3 separate regions of the Homo sapiens genome follow, and regions 1 and 3 are each linked to region 2. The links are chromatin contacts, found by Hi-C or POLR2A ChIA-PET in ENCODE. All regions are on one chromosome and are shown on one strand. Each heading gives the region's core, a stretch centred on a gene start or an enhancer-like site at or near the end of the contact. The rest is flanking DNA. Distances are from core to core; before and after follow the strand shown. Region 1 holds the start of SLC35A2 (solute carrier family 35 member A2). Region 2 holds the start of PCSK1N (proprotein convertase subtilisin/kexin type 1 inhibitor). Region 3 has its middle 24 kb from the start of GLOD5.

Region 1 (3,497 bases), core at 998-3,497, 76 kb before region 2:
GGAGGGGGAACTTCTTGCTTCTCATTTTGCTAAGGAAGTTTATTTTGGTGAAGTTGTTCCCATTCTGAGCCCCGGGACTCTTATTCTGATGATGTGTCACCCCACATTGGCACCTCCTACTACCACCACACAAACTTAGTTCATATGCTCTTACTTGGGCAAGGGTGCTTTCCTTCCAATACCCCAGTAGCTTTTATTTTAGTAAAGGGACCCTTTCCCCTAGCCTAGGGTCCCATATTGGGTCAAGCTGCTTACCTGCCTCAGCCCAGGATTCTTTATTCTGGGGGAGGTAATGCCCTGTTGTTACCCCAAGGCTTCTTTTTTTTTTTTTTTTTTTTGGGTGAGGGGACCCTACTCTGTTATCCCAAGTGCTCTTATTCTGGTGAGAAGAACCTTACTTCCATAATTTGGGAAGGAATGGAAGATGGACACCACCGGACACCACCAGACACTAGGATGGGATGGATGGTTTTTTGGGGGATGGGCTAGGGGAAATAAGGCTTGCTGTTTGTTCTCCTGGGGCGCTCCCTCCAACTTTTGCAGATTCTTGCAACCTCCTCCTGAGCCGGGATTGTCCAATTACTAAAATGTAAATAATCACGTATTGTGGGGAGGGGAGTTCCAAGTGTGCCCTCCTCTCTTCTCCTGCCTGGATTATTTAAAAAGCCATGTGTGGAAACCCACTATTTAATAAAAGTAATAGAATCAGAAGCGGCTGGCCATTTGTAGGTGTGAGGCTTTTATGGAGCATCTACTGTGCACTGAGACAGACTGTCCCTCTGCTTTGTCCTCAGGAAGCCACAGTCTTATGTTGCCATCCTAAAGAGCTTTAAGGATTCTTGAAGCTGCACCACACACACACAAAAAAATCTTGATTCCCCTGCCCCTGATCTTATGCAGTGCCCAGTATGTGCAGAAGGGTTCTCTGTTGGAGATACTGTGCATATTGAAGGTGTTTAGGGCACATCCCCAATCAAGATGGCTATCTCAGAAGCAGAAAAACTACCTTCCCTGGCACCCCAGGGGAATGAAGAAGCCCTTTCCCCTGTTGCAGAAGAAAAGCCCTGTCAGGGTACTGGCCAGGGCGGGGCTGGGGTTGGGCGCTGACTGGAATCTGTCCAGGGTGTAGTCACCTGTTTTGCTCTTTATCTTTAGCCTCTTCCCCCATCTTTACCCTTACATACCCATCCCTCTAATTTCTCCTTCAACACTTGACTTACCTGGCCTACCCTATTCCATGTTGGTTTCACTTGTTCCGACCTGAGTTGTTCCCTCTCTTGCCCTGCTTATTTGTCTCGGTTCAGTATAAACTCCGCCTTCCGGGTTCCAGCGGTTCTCCTGCCTCAGCCTCCAGAGTAGCTGGGTACAGGTGCATACCACTAAGCCCGGGTAATTTTTTTTTTTTATTTGAGACGGGGTTTTGTCGTTTTGCCCAGGCTGGAACTCCTGAGCTCAGGTGATCGCCCGGCTCAGCCTCCCAAAGTGCTGGGATTACAGGCGTGAGCCACCGCCTCTGGCCCGGACTCTTGCCCTGCTTCCAAATGCTAGCTAACCTGTGAGCCTTTCGCCTGTCCCCTTTGCCATCCTCAGTGGTGACTCACTTGTCTTCCCTTATGTGCGTCAACTTTCCTTTGCATTTTCACTTGTTTATCCTCACCTGCTCTGCTTTTATCTGCTAGCTTAACATTCCTGACTCGCACCTGATGCCAGTACGCCCTCACCCCGACCCCGCCAGGTCAAAGTTTCTTCGTCCCCAGATTCCCGTGTGCTCTCCAGGGGGCGAGGCCTCTCTGGAAGACGGGAAAGCGGAATTTCAGTCCAACCATGAAGCACCTGGTAGTTTCTGATACGGAAAGGGCGGCGCCTTATGGAGAAGCTGCCAATAAAGAGCCGAGATGAAAGGGGTGGCTGAACCAATGAGTCTAGGAGACAAGATCGGGGGATGATCTGGAAAGCGCGATCAGTGAAGCGGACGAACGGCAGGATAAGGCGGGTCTAGTGACAGGAATGGGCCGATGAAGCTCTGTAGGGATGGTGGGTAGGCCGATCGGGCCGTGTCCCCGGCCTCCCGATCCGACGGAATTTGGAAATCCCGGGGCTATTCATACATTGAGCTTTTAGGAGCGGAGGAGAAAAGCCACCACCCTGACGATCCCGGCTCTCGCTCCACCTTCACTCAGGTGGCCCGGCAGCGGAAGTGACGAACGCGGAAGTGGTTTTTCTGTTGCCGAGGGGACGGGCCGGGCAGATGCCAACATGGCAGCGGTTGGGGCTGGTGGTTCCACCGCGGCGCCCGGGCCAGGGGCGGTTTCCGCGGGTGCATTGGAGCCGGGGACCGCCAGTGCGGGTGAGACAGTCTGCCCGAGCAGTCGCATGGGAGGCGGAGGTCGGGATCGCTGGGAGTCGGGAATGTTCCTCACTAAAGTGAGAGGGAGCATCCCGTGTGGACCGACGTGTGTGTGTGTGTGTGTGTGCACATTGTCAGTGTGTTGGGGGCGGGGAAGAGAACATTCTGAGAGTGATTGTGGGATCCTTCCGCATATGGAGAGTAGAGACCATTGTGAGTGTGGTGGGTAATTCTTTTTGGGAAGGCTAAGGCCACCGAAACCATTCTGAATATGTGGAGTCCTTCCGTGTGGAAGAGACCATTCTGCGGGTGTGGGAGTTCCTCACTGAAGAAGGGGGAGACTATTCTGAGGGTGGTGGTTCCTTCCTTATAAAGGGACAGAGACTATTGTGAGTTAGGGTGGGGCGAGTCCTTCTTTATGTGACTAGAGAGGGTCCATTTTGAGGATGGGGGTGTCTTTCATTATGTGCGGAGGAGACCGTTCTGGGGGCTCCCTCCTAATGGAGGTAGAGTTCATTGTACATTCGGGTGGGAGGGCTCATCGTTATATGGTGGAGAAAGAACGTTCTGAGAGTGCCGGGTCCTTCCTTATAGCAGAGAGAGCTCATTGTGAGTGTGGGTAGAGCAAGGAAAAATTCATTAGCTAGAGGGTCCGTGTGCGGTGGTGGGAGGGCAGACCATGTGGAGTGCAGGGAAGTATTTCCTCATCTGGTTGAGGGAGCCAGACCTTTCTTGGTGGGATAACCATTCCTGATACAGGATTCAGTCCCTGGGAGCATGTGGGAATCATTTCTTGTATTTAGTAGACTATTCTGGTTCGAGAGGAACCAGTTGTCACAGGAGTGAGGGGTTGGAGAGACCATTCTGGGTATGAGGAGGATCATTCCATATGGGATGTAGGCCATTCTCAGTGTGAGGGAATCGAATCATTTCTTAGATAGGAGAAAGACCGTTCTTAGGGGGTGAACATACCTCATACAGTGGCCTCATTCCCTGCATTGATGTGTTATTCTTTACATGAGACAGTCCCTCATTAAACAGGAGCATCATTTCATATAAATTCTCAGTTTGCTAATCCATAAATGGGAATCCTCGCAGTTCTTTTGGAGATGACAGTGATATGAGTCTATTGAGGTAATCCATAGAAATC
Region 2 (3,647 bases), core at 432-2,931:
TTGAAATTACATAGAAATTATATATTAGTTTGGATAGACTTGACATCTTTATAAAATGAAATTGCCTCATCCAGGAACATGTATTGTGTCTTCATTTATTCAGATGATCTTTTTTTGTTTTTGAGACGGAGTCTTGCTCTGTCGCCCAGGCTGGAATGCAGTGGCACCATCTCAGCTCACTGCAACCTCTGCCTCTCAGGTTCAAGCAGTTCTCCTCCTCCTCAGCCTCCTGAGTAGCTGAGATTACAGGCGCGTGTCACCATGCCTGGCTAATTTTTGTATTTTCAGTAGAGATGGGGTTTCACCATGTTGGCCAGGCTGGTCTCAAACTCCTGACCTCAGGTGATACACCCACTTCGGCCTCCCAAAGTGCTGGGATTACGAGCATGAGCCACCGCGCCTGGCCTATTGTAATTTTTTTTTTTCAGACAACAGAAAAGTATAAAGGAGAAAGTAACAAACCATTAGTTACCTCCCCAGAGATAACCATTGATGACATTTCCTCCCCAACATTTTTCCCCCTATGGATACACATACATTTTTTCAAGATCTTGTTTCCTTTGATATGTCATTTTAGTGGCTTGAACTTATTTCTGGAACAATATATGGGTAAAGTCTATGCATATATGTATCTATGTATATATCTATCTATGGAAAACAAGTAGATATAGACAGTAAAATAAAGACAGAGACAAGACAGCGGTTGGAGAGATGAAAGGAGAGAAAGTCATAGACAAGGAGAGACATATGGGGAGAGGAAGACACAGAGAGAGCTGTGGGCACATAAGGGCAGAAAGATAAACACAGAGAGCCATGGAGAGATGAAAGTATTGGGCTGGGGCCAGGCATGGTGGCTCAACGCCTGTAATCCCAGCACTTTGGGAGGCCGAGGAGGGCCGATTGCTTGAGCTCAGAAGTTGGAGACCAACCTGGCAACATGACGAAACCCCATCTCTACAAAAATACAAAAATTAGCCAGGCGTGGTGGTGGGCACCTGTAGTCCCAGCTACTTGGCAGGCTGAGGCATGAGAATTGGTTGAACCCTGGAGGTGGAGATTGCAGTGAGCTGAGATCCGGCCACTGTCCTCCAGCCTGGAGGACACAGCGAGACACTGTCAGAAAAAAAAAAACACAAAGAGACAAGGAGAGGATGGAAAGGAGCATTTATGGAGCTCCTACTGAATGTCATTCTAAACCTCCAAGGTCACTTTGAGGGAGGCTGTCAGTAGTAACCCCTTTACGCCGCTGAGAGCCTGAGCCTTAGAATGGCCAACTGAGCTGTCCATGGTCACATCACCTAGATTGAACCCATCTCCCTGGCGCGGGCCGGGCCCACTGCGGGTGATCCATTAACTATTTATCTAATGAACAAACTAAAGTCCATCTCCTCCCCCAGGAAGAGAGATGAGGACCAGACCCCCATTCCACTCCACTGAGTCAATTTTTCTTGCCTGTTTTCCTGTCTACTAAGGTAACAGTAAGGTCGGTTGCCCCAGCAACTGCCCTCCGACTGCCATGGCAACCGCCAGCTCTCCACCTTGCCCTTTGGGCATCTCCATGGCGACGGGAGGTCTGGTGGGGCTGCCAGCTCCCCAGGCTGCGCCTGCGTCGGTCGGGTGGGTGGGGTGGGGGCGGGGGGGGGGGGGCCTGGTTCCGGGCGTGCGCAGCCGCAGAGCGCCGCAGCCTCGCCAGCTCGCCCCGGCACTGCGCACTTGCCAGCCAGTCCGCCCGTCCGGAGCCCGGCTCGCTGGGGCAGCATGGCGGGGTCGCCGCTGCTCTGGGGGCCGCGGGCCGGGGGCGTCGGCCTTTTGGTGCTGCTGCTGCTCGGCCTGTTTCGGCCGCCCCCCGCGCTCTGCGCGCGGCCGGTAAAGGTGCGACCCCAGTCCGGCGAGGGGTGGGGGTTGGGGGAGGATGCCACCGGCGAGGGTTGGGGTTGGGGCTGCGCCGCCTCACCCCCGCCCGAGCCGGCTCCCGGGACGTGCGGAGAGATCGACGAGGGTGGCCCGGGCTCCGGCCGCCGGTCCGCGCCCAGGCCACGCCGGCACACCTGAGACCTGACTTGGTCTCTGCCTGTGCGGGTGGCGTTGTCCGGGGCGCCGCCGGTAACCGTGCCCTGCCCACCTCTCCGTGCCCGGTGCCTGTGACGCTGTCCACGGCACTAAGGCGCTTTAAGAAAGGGCGCGCGCGCATCAGTGTGTGTGCGTGTGATGTGAGGAGAGCGGTGTGGAGGTGTCGTGTCCTTGAAAGTGTGTGTTCTTTGGTTTGAGCGCTTCCAAGTGTCCTAGAAAGGTGCCGTGGTGCGTCTGGGTGTGTAGTGTGTGTGATACCGGGATACTTCTGTGCGCGATTCTTTTGTGCGTCCGATTGTTTTCTCAGTGACACCGTGTGGATATTTGTGAATCCTTATTATGTGTGTTGGCTTGGCCTATGGGCGTGTCTCTCTCTCTCTCTCTCTGTCTCTCTCTCTCTGTGTGTGTGTGTGTGTGTGTGTGTGTGTGTGTGTGTGTGTGATTTCGTTTGTGTTTGAGAGGGAATGGTCTTCGCATCTCCGTGTGCACATTCCATAGTGGTTCTGTTGGACCAAGTGCCTGGGATTTCGTTTGCGTGTTCCTGAGACTGTTTCTCTCCGTTTCTTTGTGGAGCTGTGTCATCCTGAGGAGAGGAGCCATGATGTCTCTCTGCTGCATTGTGTCTTTAAGGATGGTGCATGTCCTTGCACCTGGGTGGCTTGGCGATTGTAACTGCAGGAGCAGCTGCGGATGTGAACGTGTGCAGGTCCTTGCATGTGGCTGTGGCAGTGTTGGGCTGTATATGTGACATCTCCAGGCCTGTCAGTCCTCATGAGTGTGTGTGAGGCTGTGATTGCTGGTGAGTGTGATACCCCGGGGTGACTGAGGAGTGGTGGGCGCCAGCAAGGGCACTTGGAGAGGCATCCTCCTCTAGCTCTTCAATACTGTCTGCATCAAAGATGGGAATTAAAAAAAACTGTTACCTTATATCCGTGTAACAATGTGTTTAATATATATGTACAATGTAAAGAATGATGACAAAATAACTCTCTCGTGTAGCAGTCACTCAGCTTAATAAATAGAGCCTGACCAAGAGTTAGAAGCCCCTGCGTGCCCCTCGCCATGGCAGCCCCTGTCCCCACACAGTCCTTATTCTGTATTTTCTGTCCATTGATCCCTTACTTTTGTTTGTAGCTTATCACATATGTGTAGCTCTCAAAAAAAATCCATTGTTTAGTTTTTCCTGCTTTTGAACATCATTGAAACGGAATCATACTGGGTGACTGGTTCCTCGTAGTCACTAGGGGTCACTAGGAAGTCCTCAGGGTGTCTAGTAGTCTCAGGCAGTCTGCAGTGAAATTCTGGAACTTGACGTTTTTTTTTCCCTTGGCTCTATTCTGGTCACGAGATTCATCCAAGTTGATGCATGTGGCTGTAATTCATTTATTTTTATTGCTGCATAATATTACATCCTATGAGGACATCATGATTTATATATGTATTCTCAATTTGTCAGTGGACATTGGACTGTTTCCAGGCTTTTCTTTCTCCCCCGCCCTTTTATGCTATTACGAACAGTGCTGCTGTCATCTTTCACGAACTTGTGACCAGTAGCGTATGTGCCAAAGCTGCTCTGG
Region 3 (3,598 bases), core at 862-3,361, 98 kb after region 2:
CAATTCACAATAGATCTTTAATTTCCCTTTGGATTTTCTCTTTGGCTCATGGGTTAAAGTGTTTTGTGGCTGGGTGGGGTGGCTCATGCCTGTAATCCTAGCACTTTGGGAGGCTGAGGCAGGTGGATCACCTGAGGTCAAGAGTTTGAGACCAGCCTGGCCAACATGGTGAAACCTTGCCTCTACTAAAAATACAAAAACTAGGCAGACGTGGTGGCAGGCGCCTGTAATCCCAGCTACTGGGGACGCTGAGGCAGGAGAATTGCTTGAACCCAGGAGGCGGAGGTTGCAGTGAGCCGAGATCATGCCACTGCACTCCAGCCTGGGCAACAGAGCAAAAACTCTGTCTCAAAAACAGAAAAAAAAGTGTTTTGTTTAATTTACAAGTATTTTTGGATTTTTCAGATACATTTCTGTTATTGATTTCTAGTTTAATTCCACTATGGTAAAAGAATATATTTTCTGTGATTTCTGAGCTGTTTGTGTATAAGATCTCAGAACACTTTTCAGGGCTGGTTCTCAGGTTATGAGGCCATTCTTTGAGCATTTTTTCCCACTTGCTTTGCCTCCATTAACAGCATGTCCTTTAGGTGGTCTCTCCAGGCAGTACAGGTGGGTCACCTTCATTTTGTTTGTGTCCAGGCCTCTGAATTGTTTTGTGGTCTACGTGGAGTTATGTGGTCTCATGGTGGGCATGGTGGCTCACGCCTGTAATCCCAGTACATTGGAAGGCCCAGGCCAGTGGATTGCTTGAGCCTAGGATTCGAGACCAGCCTGGGCAACATGGTGAAACCCCGTCTCTAGAAAAAAATACAAAAATTAGTCGGGTGTGGTGGCCTGCTTCAGTAGTCCCAGCTACTGGGGAGGTTGAGGTGGGAGGATTGCTTGAGCTGGGGAGGCGGAGGTTGCGGTGAGCTGTGATCACGCCACTGCACCCCAGCCTGGGTGACAGAGTGAGACCCTGCAAAAAGAGTATGTGGTCTCTGTCCAGATTTAATCTATATCCCAGGTGGTGAGGTCTCCGAGCTGTTTTGGAGTCTGCGTCCAGGATATGAGGTATGTAAGGTGTTTGGGATTTGTTTTCCCAGCGTGCAACGTCCCTGAGGTGTTTCGGCCTTTGTGTCCCAGGGTGAGGTCTCTGAAATGTTTGTAGGATTTTGTGACGAGGATGAGACCTATGAAATGACTGGGAATCTATTAAGATATGTTCCATTATTGAGTTCTCTAATTTTGTTTTGTGGTCTGTGTTCAGTGTGAGTTCCCTGAACTGTTTTGGACTCTGTATCCCACGGTGTGAGATCTCTGAGCTCTTTTGTGCTCTGTGTGCAATGATGTGAACTCCCTGAGCTATCTGGGTGTTTCCAGTAATGAGGTCTCATTCTGTTTCACAGCCAGCTGGTACTCTATGGTATAATCGCCTTTAAGCATTTGCCGTTTTCTCCCTTAGTTGTTTGCTCCTTCCATTCTTGTGCACACAGGACTGTGCACGTATGTATGATTATTTCCTTAGAACACATACTTAAAAGTGAAACTGCCACGCCAAAGGAGTCATTTATTCAACAAATCCCCTTTTGAGCACCTACTGTGTGCAGGGCAGTTTCAGGCAGAGACTTTGGGGGGTCTAGAAATACACATATCCCTCCCTACCTTCGTGGTGGTGACATTCCAGTAAGGAGGGGTGTCTGCTTTTTATTTTGATAAATGCTGCCACACAAAGGCAGACTTCCATCAGTGGCCTCGGGAATGAATGCCCATTAATGGGCGGTGGCTCTGCAGCAAGGGTTTGGACGCTTGGGCCTTTGCTCTCAAACGAATCATCAGGGTATGGGGCAGGGACAGTGCTCTGGGGGACGTCGGTTGGGGGAGACAGGGCTGGAACGTGGGCAGGAGGAAGGCATGAAAGAGTCCATTTAGTTCTTTTGCGGTGAACTGAAGATTGATTCACTTGACACTGACATGAAAGAGTCCTTGTCGCACACACAAGGGGAGCGTGAGCGGTGGGAATGAAGGGTTAACGACTAGACTGTGCAGCTCCAGGACCATACCACTACGGTCATGGGAGGTACCACAGGGGAGGGGTCGTGTATTTCGGAAGATACCATTGTACTAGTGGAGACACGAAAGGTCTCCTCATCCCGCGAGTGGATCGGCCTCCACCCTAGACCGAGGAGAGAATGGCTCTGCCTGGACCGACCCCCGCGCCGGGCGGACCCGATCTTCGGCCTAAAGCGTCCACCTGTCTGGAAGCCGCCGCCACCAAGCTTTTATTAATATATCCGTTCCCGCCGGGTTGGCTATACAGATGCGAATCAACTCCGGGGGTGGGGTGAGGAGGAAGGCCGCGGAGCGGCGATTGCTTCCTGGACGAGTTGCGTAGGGCGGGACAAAGTCTTGCCCTGAGCTCTGATTGGTCACCGCGAGACTGCCTACCTAAGCTCTTCCAGGGTACCGAGGTTTTCCGGAATCACTAAGAGGCTACAGGCCGGGTCCTTCGGCTCCGCGTTCCTATTGGCTGCTGTTTCGGCGCAAGCGCTTTGGCTCCTGGGTTGGCGTTCAGGGTTGCCGAGGCAGGGCTTTGGCTACTGGAGATCGTAGGTTCGAATCCCGTCTGGGAAGTTCAACTTGTGCACCTGTAAAAGAAGCTGGCATTATTGGCTTGTACTCAAGGGCTGGCACAGAGTGTGTCGGGTAATCTTTTCCATTTTCTTTTACCTATTCTTTCTTTTTTTAAGCAATGCCTATTGCATCCCATTATATTGATTTCAGGACCCACTCACCGTTCACAACAGCACTAAGAAAAATTCTTCAGGGTCCCTGGCATTTGTCTTTCAGGCTACCTGTAGGTCTGAGTCCAGCAGATAAGATTCAAGGTGATCTCATGATCCTCCTCCAGGCCAGCCCCCATCTCCCAGAAGAGGGTGATTTGGAGGCTTCCCTCAGGACCAGGCCTGACTAGGAGTGTGATGGGGTGGGCTATAAGTGATTAAAAGAGAGATGCATGGTTTCACGCTCTGGGATGCTGAAGAGCTTGTGGCAACTACAAGGAGAATTTTGGAAGGTGGGGGCAAGACTTAAAAGAGTACGCTTTTAAATGATGGGATTTTAAACATCAGACAGGGGAGGTGTTTGGCTGGTGAGGTAGGTAGGTAGTAGGAAGAAAGTGATTCTCAAGTCAAGTCAGCTCATCATAGGGTAGTTATTACACTCTGCAGTTTGGAGGACTGTGTGCAGGATGTGAAGTCTGATTTGTTTTGGAATCTCAGTTCAGGGTATGACTTATAAAAAGACTGTGAAGTCTCTTTGCTGTTTGAAAATCTGTGTCTCAGAGGTTTAGGTGTTTGAGATCTTTGTGGGTCTCTGTCCCAGGGTTGGTTTCTTTTTTCTTTCTTTTTTTTTTGTTTTTTTTTGTTTTTCTTTTCTGTTTTTCTGTTTACGTTGGTCCAGAATGTCCCAAGGTTTCTAAGCTGTTTATGGATCTTTGTCCCCGGATGTGCAGAGTTTTTTTTTCTTTTCTTTTTTTGTGTGTCTTTACTTTTATTTATTTATTTTTGAGACAGGATCTTGCTCTGTCACCCAGGCTGGAGTGCAGTGGTGTGAT

The links. Hi-C counts contacts between places; a loop is a spot of excess contacts on that map. ChIA-PET counts read pairs that join two places held with the same protein, here RNA polymerase II (POLR2A). Pooled maps may share reads with other maps.
Region 1: a pooled map shows a loop between it and region 2 (2.3-fold over the local background). The contact joins the promoter of SLC35A2 here to the promoter of PCSK1N in region 2. A Hi-C loop is called at or near these places in 2 of 50 pooled maps. POLR2A ChIA-PET finds 5 or more read pairs at or near these places in 5 of 52 experiments (A549, OCI-LY7, Panc1 and 2 more).
Region 3: a loop to region 2 is called in a pooled map, with 4 times the contacts of the local background. The contact joins the enhancer-like site here to the promoter of PCSK1N in region 2. A Hi-C loop is called at or near these places in 2 of 50 pooled maps. POLR2A ChIA-PET finds 5 or more read pairs at or near these places in 4 of 52 experiments (A549, B cell, HEK293T and 1 more).

What each region holds. Positions count from the first base shown.
Region 1 is chrX:48,910,396-48,913,892 of GRCh38, reverse strand. It overlaps SLC35A2 (solute carrier family 35 member A2), which reads left to right and starts at 2,247. Exons shown (of 5, transcript NM_005660.3): 1 at 2,247-2,347. The coding sequence starts at 2,257. It overlaps PIM2 (Pim-2 proto-oncogene, serine/threonine kinase), which reads left to right. Exons shown (of 6, transcript NM_006875.4): 6 at 1-711. RefSeq lists enhancers at 1,304-1,353, 2,594-2,643 and a silencer at 3,004-3,053.
Region 2 is chrX:48,833,644-48,837,290 of GRCh38, reverse strand. It overlaps PCSK1N (proprotein convertase subtilisin/kexin type 1 inhibitor), which reads left to right and starts at 1,681. Exons shown (of 3, transcript NM_013271.5): 1 at 1,681-1,872. The coding sequence starts at 1,759.
Region 3 is chrX:48,736,129-48,739,726 of GRCh38, reverse strand. No RefSeq gene overlaps it. Among named protein-coding and RNA genes, the nearest start is that of GLOD5, 24 kb to the left of the region's middle. RefSeq lists enhancers at 1,946-1,995, 2,046-2,305, 2,496-2,625. Within about 2 kb of position 2,111, at least 26 of the 41 ENCODE cell types and tissues checked have a DNase peak (open chromatin) inside an H3K27ac peak, as active enhancers do.